Regions from separate parts of the Mus musculus genome. Here region 1 is linked to region 2. A link is a contact called in ENCODE POLR2A ChIA-PET data. All regions are on one chromosome and are shown on one strand. Each heading gives the region's core, a stretch centred on a gene start or an enhancer-like site at or near the end of the contact. The rest is flanking DNA. Distances are from core to core; before and after follow the strand shown. Region 1 holds the start of Tob2 (transducer of ERBB2, 2). Region 2 holds the start of Polr3h (polymerase (RNA) III (DNA directed) polypeptide H).

What was found. ChIA-PET counts read pairs that join two places held with the same protein, here RNA polymerase II (POLR2A).
Region 1: POLR2A ChIA-PET joins it to region 2 with 45 read pairs in Patski. The contact joins the promoter of Tob2 here to the promoter of Polr3h in region 2. POLR2A ChIA-PET finds 5 or more read pairs at or near these places in 3 of 5 experiments (Patski and embryonic stem cell).

The regions. Positions count from the first base shown.
Region 1 is chr15:81,855,813-81,861,359 of GRCm38, reverse strand. It overlaps Tob2 (transducer of ERBB2, 2), which reads left to right and starts at 3,034. Exons shown (of 2, transcript NM_020507.3): 1 at 3,034-3,424.
Region 2 is chr15:81,923,823-81,929,727 of GRCm38, reverse strand. It overlaps Polr3h (polymerase (RNA) III (DNA directed) polypeptide H), which reads left to right and starts at 3,515. Exons shown (of 6, transcript NM_030229.4): 1 at 3,515-3,942. The coding sequence starts at 3,832.

The DNA.
Region 1 (5,547 bases), core at 1,785-4,284, 68 kb after region 2:
GGTCCAACAGGCACACATGGTGCATATATATGCGTTTAACCAAACATTCATATGCATAAATAAAGTAATAGAAATTGAAAAACAAAAGAAAGTTTTGTTCTCTTTTTTACCAGGATGGACTTAGAGTCTCTTTCCCACACTCAGATTTTGTCACTGACTGTCCTTTCTTCTGCTATCGGTGGCAGAAGATGGGAAGAATCCAACCACGATACTATTGGGTAACTTTGAAGAAACAATCTAACATTTTCACCTCAGTTTGTGTGTATGAAGTTGTGACTCGCCTCAGGTTAATTGAGCCAATCATGAGCAGCTCTGCTTGTCCCTAGCGCCAAAATATCTGGCAGGACTTGCTTTGCTCTGAGAGGGGAAGTTGTTCCCACCCTGCAGTCGCCAGGGCTGGCCTCTGTGAAAGCCTGGTGAAAGCCCGGTGCCAACCTTTCACAAGACGTGTTTACTCAAATAGGAGGGGACTCTGGAATGCTGGAGTAGTAATTCAGTCTACAATTAAGCCCTGGCAAGATGAAATTACACATTGGGGAAGAGAAGAAGATTCCTCCTTACCACATAACTTGAGGCAGCAGTAATTAAGGATGATCGCCTCGCTCTATTTTATCCTTTCCTATTTATAGGCTCAACCTTTCCTCAAAACTCCCATTTACTAAGGAGACAGGATTTTTTTCAGGTTTTTTGTTGTGTGTAAACCTGCCCAAGGCTGATTCAAATAAAAGCACGAATACACAGAGACTCAAGGTCTTCCACTTGTATCTGCATTTTCTTTTTTAAAATCTGTATAAGCATTTCCTTGAGATACTCTTTGTTCCAGCTCATCCTAACCTTTTTCATCATTCTGTCTTGGAATATTTCTCATTGGGAAATGCTCACCAACTAGTGTTTATAGGCTGCAATTTGGCTAATTTTTCATGATGAAAAATATAAACTGTTTTGCAAATTCAGGTATTTTTTCAGAGAGGGAGACTGACCTATTTGAAGCAGGATTCACACACAATATTGATTAATCACAAGATTTCCATGTTTTTAGAAATGAATAATCGTGTTTGTCAACGTAAGAATATTTGTTGCATTAAATCGAAAACACACAGTGGGTGGCAGAACCGGGATATAAACCCACCTATTTCTATGGCCGCCTCTAATGATAGACTACAAATACCAGCTTCCCTTGCGATACCAAAGGGTACAAACGTTTGCTTACCAGAAGCTGTATCTAAAACCCAATCAGACGTCTCTCTCTGCTTGACGGCCAATGGGAGGGCTGTTGCTAACATATCTGTTTTATTTTTAGCTTTCATCCTTGTGGGCGGTCTCATGGCATTAGATGGAACACTGGGGGTGGGGGGGTGGGGGCAGGGCTGCTAAAAGGGAAGGGTGAAGTGAAGAGGGGCATGTATGACGCTTGCTGACGCACAAGTAGTCCCAGGAGAAGCCCCCGGGCTGTCCAGCTCGGATTGTGGGGGATGGGACACACGCGCTTAGGTTTCCTCCTGCCATCCTGGCACCGCGGAGTTTGCCCTCCCGCCCGGCATTTCTCTCCTCCTGTCTAGGAAAGCGTATTTAAATCTCTATACCTCCGTTGATCTCTGCTCTTGCCTACGTGATCAAGGAAAATAAAACGCACACAGTTCGTAACTGGAAACTTTCCGATCTCACCGCCCCACGTGGGTTCGGAGACTGCCGTTGCACCGGAACCTTCAGGAACGTGAATAAAGAATAGGGGTTGGCCAGGCGTGGTGGTGCACGCCTTTAATCCCAGCACTCGGGAGACAGAGGCAGGCTGATTTCTGAGTTCGAGGCCAGCCTGGTCTACAAAGTGAGTTCCACGACAGTCAGAGCTATACAGAGAAACCCTGTCTCGAACCCCCCCCCCCAAGAAAAAAAAAAAAGAAGAAGAGGAGGGGTTGTTGAATTGGAAAATAGGCGAACTAAGGCGGGGGCTAGGGGAACTGTACACAAGGCCAGCGGTCCTCCAGCCTAGTCTGATAGTCCAGTTCTCCTAGGGTTTCAACCCGCCACAGATCCTAGACCCCCTCATCGCTGAGCCTGCACTGTCACAAAGCCACAGAGTAGAAAAAGCGTGACCAAAATCCGGGCCCGGGTGCGCCTCGCTTCGCCGCCGCCGGGTGCTGTCGGGCTTAATGAACACCCTGCTCACCTTGCCAGGGCTGGCGCTTCTTCTGCGACTATTGCTAGAAGGAGCGCGGCTCTCATGCTCTCCTGTGCGTGGGTAACCTGCTCCAGAGAGCTCGAGGACCTCAGCAGAGGGGCGGCGGTCGCGCGTGGCCAGCCCTATTATGGTGTTTGGGACCCAACTTTCCGGGCTGGGAGTGCATGACTAACCGGTGCTCCGCTCTTTTTTCTAACCCTCGATCTTCTTGCACCCTTCCCTTCCCTTCGATCTTCCACGTCCCCACCAGGAGGGCGACACTGGTAAACTCAGGTTAGCCTACACTCAGATCCAGAACCTTCCTGGAGGTGGCATCGTGCCACTGTCTCCCCAAATTCAGAATGAACAAATCGGAACCGGGGAGTTCAAGTCACGGGGACCGTCAGAACTGAAGAGTCATGCCGTCTAGGTCTTAGGGAACTTTGAGAGCTGGGGCTAGGGTTTGGAGTTCTCAGGGCCCCGGTGATGCCAGCAACAGCCACTGTGTCCCAGGCTACTTCCTAATGGCCTGTTGTGTTCCAGGTCTGTCCCTACCCTCCCCGGGGTTGGTCTACACCGGTTTAAAAAAAAAAGAAAAAAACGTACATGGCGAGCTCAGACTGCTTTGGAGTCTTAAGAGAAGAAATCCGGCGCTAAGGCGCTCAGAAGGATTCCGAGGGTGAGCAGCCCCGCTGAGGACGTGGCAGGGAGGGGTCTAGAGGAGACAAGGTGAGAAGATCGCTATTACACTTCCCGCAGAACCTGGAATCCCAACCTACGACTGGGCTGCGAGGGGTTAAAGATGCCAAGGGAGGAAAAGTAGTCCCGGCCCCGCCCCGGCTGGGCGGAGGGACGCATCACGCAGGGGTGGGGAAAGCAGATTCATGCGCAGGGTTGCTGAGGGTGAAACTTTTCATTGACTTTGCTCACTTCGGGCCCAGGCGCGGGAAGGTGCAGGTCGTTGAGACTGAGTGTCGTGGGAACCGAGAGGCCAGAAGGACAGGACCTGCCAGACGAGTACATCCAGGGCTGGCCTCCATCCACCGCGTGACGGGTGCCATCCTCGGGTCCGCCATCCCCGCGCCGTCGCCGCCGAGCTCGACCTCCAAAAACAGCGGAAAGAATCACATGAGCTCGGTCCTCGTCCCTCTCTACCCTCAAACGACGTAAAAGGACACCGTGGCCCTCAGCCTCGCGGTGCCCGGGAAGCTGGGAGAGAGACCTCCGTCCCGCGGCCTGCAGAGCGGACCCTTCGTGGAGACCCGAGTGAGTGCGCGGGCTTGCGGGCGGGGGACGCCCACACTGGTCCACTCCCCTGCTGCCCCTCTCCGGATCCGCCCCTGTTTCGCTCTCCATCACTCTCTTTGATCCTGGGGTACCTAGTTTCGAGTGCGGCCCTCTCCTAAGCGGAGAGCGTTTCCTCCTTGACCTCCTTCCCCATTTATTCACGCCTCACTCGTTATGTTTTCCTTGCCCCCCCCCCCCAGAAACCAAACTCTGGCCAGAGTTAAATAAATTATGGGAAGGGAGGGGATTCTATCTTTATTTTTCGGCTGCTTTTCACGTGTGCGGGGTGGTGATTATTAACACAGTCTGTTTCTGTCCCTTTGGAACCTGTGAGATGGGAAATTTGGACATCCCCTTCTTGGTGACAGGGCCGGTTAGTGGAGAGTGCCCTTGGGTTGCCGAGCAAGAACTCATTGCAGGTTGAGCTCTTTATATACTTGTGTAGGCGGAAAAAAAAGTACCCAAAGAGCCTGTCGGATAGTGTATTAATTGTGTCTGATCTCTTCTATTCCTAAACTTCCCCTTCTGTCTGAGGGGGATGTACTCCGCCCTTGACCAAAAATCTAAGGAGGGAAAAGGGAAAAGCCATCCCCTCCCCTGGGAGCAACCAGAACTTCACACAGCAGGCTTTGGGATCAGCAGACAGGGTTTCCGGTGCCAGTTCGGTGTCTAACCTACCCCCCCCCCCCCCATCCACCCTAACCTATCCACCCTGGCCTGGGAGTGGGTTTGGTTTCTCTTTGATTTCTTAACAACAATAAAAATCCTGTTGCTTGCCTGAGCGCCTACCCCCAATGCCTCACTTAAGCACTGGGGAAAACAGCTGGTGTGGGAGGCAGGATTAGGGAGGTTTAACACCCTGCCGGGGAGGGTTGCTGAGGATCTGGTAAGTCTGGTCCTAGGGTAGGCCTTGTAATGGGGAGGAGACTCAGACTTTCTGAATATTGGATGATGCCCGGGTTTCAGATGTACGGATTTTGCTTGCCTGCCTGGGAACCTTTCCCCATTTCCTTTACCTGGGTCTGGTTTCTCAGATTTGTATTAAAAGTGGGGTAAGGCTTGGGCACTACCGGCTTCGGGCTTTATTGTCGACCGGGTGCCTCCTCACAGCTCTACTAGGAATTTCTTTGGCTTGGCCAACAAGACTGGAGAATCGGATCTAATGCTTGCCATTCCCTTCCTGGCTGTGGAGGTGCTGGAGCAGAGCCTACTGAGTATTAGGTGAAAAGGGCTCGTTTCTTCTTGAATACACTGCTCCTACATCTACCACAGACAGCGACACTCCTTTGAGATCCAGAGGCTGGGGCCGGAGCGGTGGCTCTATCCATTCCAGCCCACCTGGTTCATCTAGGAAAAACCCCTTAGTTGCAGAGCCCTGATTCAGTAAGCTTAGGAGGTCATGAAAGAAAAGGGGAGTTATTGGAGTCTAGCCTGAACAAGGACGTGGGGAGAAAGGATACCCGGTGAGAGGCCTTATGGGCAGATTTATGCCAAACGTCTCTGGTGATGGGGGGGGGGGGGCACCCACTCGCTGCAGTGCGCATGTGCATCGGAAACTTTTCCTGGGCTTCGGACCCTTGGCCAGGACCTAGAGCGGGGCATGCGCGGTCTATCTGGCTGGGCCCTCGCGTAGTACACAGGGAAGTGTAGTGTGCTCGAAAAGTAGGTCACGAGTTTCTAGCCTCGCCAGGAGGCCAGAGGACTACGTCTCCCAGAGTGCTGAGCGGTACCGCCTTGAGTGAGGCGAGCCTGGGGCCCCTGAGATCCCTGAAGGGACCTGCCTTGGACTGTGATATGGGGTGTAAGCCCGATGCGCTCATCACTGCAAATATCCTGGAAGGGCTGCAATCTATATTGCCCGCTGGGCCGCTGCCTCCAGGATAAAAGCTAAGGACTAATCCCTGGGAAGCAAGCTGAGCCTTGCTGTCGCTGTCCACTGTGGCTGTACTTCTTGACCATGTTAAAATGCCCCCACCTACCCACATTTACCTGAAGCATGGAGATGATTGATTCTAGGATGTTGGGAATTTGAGATACCTGAATTTTTTATATGGGAGGTATAGATTCCTTTTCCTCGCCCTTTCTACAACATTGCTTCTCTC
Region 2 (5,905 bases), core at 2,266-4,765:
ATGTGGTTGCTGGAAATTGAACTCAGGACCTCTGGAAGAGAAGTCAGTGCTCTTAACCACTGAGCCATCTCTCCAGCCCCTGATTTTTTTTTCTTTTTCTTTTTCTTTTTTTTTCGTTAAGATATGAGAAAGAAGCAGGGCGAGGTGGCACACGCCTTTAATCTCAGGACTCGGGAGGCAGAGGCAGGCAGATTTCTGAGTTCGAGGCCAGCCTGGTCTACAAAGTGAGTTCCAGGATAGCCAGGGCTACACAGAGAAACCCTGTCTTGAACTCCCTCCCCCCCAAAAAGAAAGGTATGAGAAAGAAAAGGAAAGAAAACAAAACCTTAATTGCTTTTTTATTTGTTTTTATTATTTGGATAGTAGGCAGTGGCTTTGAACCCATGATCCTCAAGCTTTCAAGTTGTAAGTGCTGGCATTAAAAACGGGCAACACCACTTCCTATTTGGCATATTTTTGGTCTTTGAAACAGGATCTCTCTTTGTAGCACTACCTCTCCTGGAACTCACTCTGTAGACCAGGCTGTCCGAAAACTCTTAGAGATCCACTTGTCTCTGCCTCCCAAGTGCTGGGAATAAAGCTGTCGGCAGTATGCCCAGCCTTTCCTTTTCTTTTCAAAAAGCCCTGATTGCCTGTATTGCCTCGACTGGCCTCGAACTCCTGCTTACCAGCCTTCCTCCTAAATCAGGCCCCAGGGTGGCGGAGACTGCAGGCTGCCCCACTGTTGTCCCTGCACTTTTAGAGTTAACAATAAATCTTGAATGTCATTTTTTTTTCAAAAAAAAGATTTATTTATTTTATGTATATGAGTATACTGCAACTGTACAGATGGTTGTGAGCCACCATGTGGTTGCTGGGATTTGAACTCAGGACCTTTGAAAGAGCAGTCAGTGCTCTTAATCGCTGAGCCATCTCTCCAGCCCTTGAATGTCATTTCATAGCATCCATCATTCCTGTCTGTGCCTTTACATGCTTCTGTTAAAAGGTATATTATATATCTTGTCTTTTCCCTAGTAATATTTTCCTTCTTTAAACTGGGTCTGGTGTAACCCAGTCTGACCTGTGGCCTTGAACTTTTGACAGTCTTGCCTCACTCTCTCCAGAGCCTCAACCTGCAGTTTCCTTTGAAACCACTTCTGGCATTAGTCCTTCTCTGTAGGGCAGTGTGTGGCACCAAAAACTTGATTGCCATGGTCACCAGGGCCCAATTCCTAGGCTGTGGCGTGGGAGTTTCATGCCCTGCACCGCCGACCTGACCCGCTCCACACCCCGAAGAGCCCCAGCTCGTCTCCTCCCTCAGTCTTTCACTCAGTGACCACAATTCCGTTGCCCTTTTGTTCATTCAAATAAGCCATATTTTTAAGCCCTGGCCATCCGCCAGCCACTGATCTCGGTCCGGATGTTGTAGAGAGAACCCACACAATGGTCCGCTGCTGCAGAGGAGCTAGAGTTTGAGTTGCTTGTGTTTTTTGTAAACCACCCCACCAACCATGGAGCAAGGCACAGAATTAGTAAAGGGACCGGACTCTCTCTCTCTTTCTTTCTTTCTTTCTTTCTTTCTTTCTTTCTTTCTTTCTTTCTTTCTTTCTTTCTTTCTTTCTTTTTTTCCTTTCATCACATAAACCATAAACCAAAACTTCGTGCTAACAAATTGTTGAGCTGAATACCACAAAAGAGCACTGGACTGAATTCTGAAACCCTAGGTTCCACAGTCCACTGGCCTGGCCCCTCTCCAGCTTCCCATGCAGTTAATATCTAAGCCCTCAGGCTGTGGTTTGGCTGTTTCTGTCTCTGAGCCTAAGCTGTCCAGCTTCTCAGCGCCTAGGACCTCCTCACACTGACCAGCGTTGCTGCCTCCTGCTGCCAGCCTGTACCTCCTCCTTTCCAGAAGGCCACATAATAACCGTTCACCCAGCTGATGTGTCACTGTGTGTCATTTCCAGGATTCCATTCCCAACACCCACATGGTGGCTCACAATTCAATGGTCCTGGGGATCAGAGGTTCTCTTCTGATTCTCTCTCTCTCTCTCTCTCTCTCTCTCTCTCTCTCTCTCACACACACACACACACACACACACACACAGATGCAGGCAAAACACTTCATATACATAGAAATGTAAAACAAGTTACTTACTGATATTATGAAGATCATTGCTAATCAATTCTTACCTCTCCTGTCAATTCCCTGAAATACTTTGTTTCTAGAAAGGCACACTGTTGTCTTACATGTGTTATGAGACTGGGTTTCTCTGTGTAGCCCTGTCTGTCCTGCAGCTTGCTTTGTAGACCAGGCTGGCCTCAAATTCGAATTCAGAGAGATCCTCCTGCCTCTGCATTCTAATTGTTTGGATGAAAGGTGTGTGCCATCAACGCCCAGCCCAAAATGCCTTATTTTTTTTCTCCTCATTTTTTTTTTGGGTGGGGGAGGGAGTGTGTTCTGTATAGCCTTGACTATCTTGTACTCTCTTGGTAGACCAGGTTTGTCTTAACTCTCAGAAATTTGACAGTCTCTGCCCCTCCCAACTGCTGGGATTAAAAGTGTGCAGCAAGAAAATTTTTCTATTTTGTTTTTTTGAGACAGGATTATTCTGTTCAGTCCTGGTTGTCCAGAAACTTGCTCTGTAGACTGGGCTGGCCTCAAACTCTGAGATCCGTTTGCCTCTGCCTCCCAAGTGCTAGGATTAAAGACGTGTGTCACCATCATTGTTAGGCACCCCCCTTTTTCTTTTTAGAAAGAGTCTCAAACAAACAAAAAGTCTTTTGTACCTCAGGCTAGACTTGAATTCACTATGTAGCTGATCTGTGTTTTTTGTTTTTTGTTTCTTTTTGGTTTTTCGAGACAGAGTTTTTCTGTGTAGCCCTGGCTGTCCTGGAACTCACTCTGTAGACCAAGCTGGCCTCGAATTCAGAAATTCGCCTGCCTCTGCCTCCCAAATGCTGGGATTAAAGGCGTGCGCCAGCACTGCCCGGCCACAGGATCTCATTTGGTAACTCAGGCTGGTCTTGAACTTGCAGTGATTGTCCAGCCTCACCCTCTCTTGCGCTGGTATTACAAGCGTGAGTCTGTTTCAGCTGTTTAAGCTTTGTGTGCTGAGCTTTGGTGAGCATATCCATCAAATGCACCACTTAAAATGACATCATCCAGGAAGGCCCGGCGACCCTTTTCTGCCCACTCTCTTGGGTACTTTGTCTGGAGTAAAGACTATTTTGAACGTGTTAAATTTGTATTTTCAAAGGGTCTATCTGGCTGTTGTGCAAAAGAAAGACAATCAGGCTTGAAGTGCAGACTTGTCGCCTAGCAACCAGACTCTCTCAGGGGCCCGGGGTTGGCTTGCTTCAGGATGGGGCCCCGCCCTTTCGGCACTCTACCCCGCCCCTCTTCTCTCACTTGCGGGAGAGTGCTGGCGGCCCCGCCCACCTTCCGGCCCCGCCCCTCACGGGAGCCTCGCGAAGCTCTGCGACCCGCAGGGGCGGGCAGATGCTTCTTATTGGTCAGTTTTCCGGAAGCTGAGTTGATTTGGTTTGGCAAGCGCAGCGTTGCTGGACGCGCGTGGCTCCCGCGCGTGGTGCGGACGGAACGAGGCCAGGGTGGCATCCGGGGACGGGGAGCCGGCGCTCCTCCAAGGCTGGCGGGAGCGGGCCTCAGTTTCCTCCGGGAGACGAGCGTAGCTTCCAGAATTGGAGCCCAGGCCCTCCCGCGCAGCTCGGCTGCAGGTTTGGCTTGTCAGAGGCTGAGAAGGGACGGAGGAGGCTCGGGTCCCCCCCACCCCATCACAGCTCGCAGGCCCCCGTGCTTGGCAGCCTCTCCGGTCTCCAGAGCCCTAGCGCAGGATGTTCGTGCTGGTGGAGATGGTGGACACCGTGCGCATACCCCCGTGGCAGTTTGAGCGGAAACTCAACGATTCCATTGCTGAGGAGCTGAACAAGAAATTGGCCAACAAGGTACTGGGCCCTCGGGCTGCCCGGCAGTGTCCCTACCGGTCCCACTGCTAGTCTGGCTATCGCCTGGTTCACCCTTGGCCTTGCACACTTAACTTCATGTCGGGGTTTTTTTCCTTCGCATCCTTATAAACCAGACTTGGGTGACAACGTGTACACAAGGGAGTAAATGGGCCGGGCGAGGTAGTGCACACCCGTAATCCGAGCTTCTTGGCTATTGAGGCTTTTTGACGATCCTGTGTTCGAGGCCAGCGTGGGCAATATAGTTAGCCCTTGACTCAGACAAATTAAAAGCACCGAAGCTGCTGGCGGTAGCGCATGCCTTTAATCCCATAACTCAGGAGGCAGAAGCAGGCGGATTTCTGTGAATTCGAGGCCAGCCTGGTCTACAGAGGGAGTGCTAGAACAGCCAAGGCTACAACGGAGAAACCCTGCCTCAAAAGAAACAAAAAGCATCAGGATGCTGAACAGTGCTTGAATTTGCTTGACATTCGCGGAGTCACTGGTTCGGTTCTCAGGATTGCCAGAAAACAAAACGGAGAGAGCGTGTGTACAAAATGGGTTTGTAAAACAGAAACTGGAATATGCCTGTTTCCTCGTTCAATTACTGTGTTGTCTTGGCCAAGTCACCCTCTCTGGGCCTCGGTTTGTGTTATCTGTGTTGCCCACAGTGTGAGAGTAGAGGTGAGAGGATAAGCGTGCGGGTCTCTAGAATTGAACTCAGCTTTCAGCTTTAGAGGGAGGCAGCTGTACCGGCTGAGCCAGCTCAGTAGCCCCTTTCTTGTATTCATTTGGTTACTGTGTTTCCCTTTCTATGACTACAGGGGCCTTCTCGGACTTTCACTCTCTCCAATGGGAGACACAGGCTCTGCCCTTGTAGCCTAGTGAGAAGAAGTTGGCTTGAGAATGTCTTGTTGTAATGAGCTGGGGTAAATGCCATGAAGGACAGGCATTCACAGAGTGGGGAACAGGGGAGTGTCACCCGGGATGAAAGAGATGGGTGACTTCTGAGGAAACAGCCATTGCTCTGAGAGCTGATGGTGGGAAGACACCAAGTAATGCCTCGGACAGGCCTTTCTGTGAACTTTTCACTTTGGGACTGTGTCCAGGCTTTTGGGCCTGTCAAGCGGGTCACTACTGGAATGGATGTAGCAAAGTAGAGAGACTCTGTTTCGATGGTTGGAGTAGGTTGGGTGTAGAGCTGTGGAGGCAGTGCATTTAGCATGTGCAAAGGTCCTGAGGCAGGAGAGGCACAGAATGCTGGTGTAGCTGGAACGGAAATGTAGACGGAAGCCAGACCACAGAGCCCTGGAGGGCCTTATAGTCCAAGCTGTTCTTTACGGGTCGGTAGGATGTGATCTTCAGAGAGCCAGAAAGAAAGAGCGAGTTTGGCTTTTACAGGAGACAGGTAGTCCCTTATAGGAGACTGAGGCCCTAGGAGAAGGTACACACACAGATCTGAGGCTTGTCACATGGAGGAGGAGAGAGCTCACTGACAATCCTTTAATTTTTTTTGAGACAATCTCACTATGTAGCCTTGGCTGGCCTGGAACTTGCTATAGTCTACGTTGCCCTTCCAATCCCAGAGAACCATCTGCCTCTGCCACCCAGGTGCTAGGATTGAAGGTGCGTGTCACACCCAGTCTTAGTTGCTGCACTAGTGCTGTGAGGAAATACCATGAGCAAGGTGACAAGAGAAAGCATTTTACTGGGGGCTTACTGTTGCGGAGGTTGTCCTTCAGCATTGTGGTGGAAGCGTGCTGGCACACGTGGTGTTGGAGTAGGATCTGAGAGCTATGTCCTCCACTGCCAAGGGAGTAACGCTCGCCTGCTGTGGGTCTGTGAAACCTTAAAGCCCACTCCCACTGACACAAGAAGGCCATACCTTCTTTCTAATCTTTCTCAAGTTGTGTCCCTCTCCGATGACTTAAGCATTCACATTTATGGGCCTGTGGAGGTCACACTT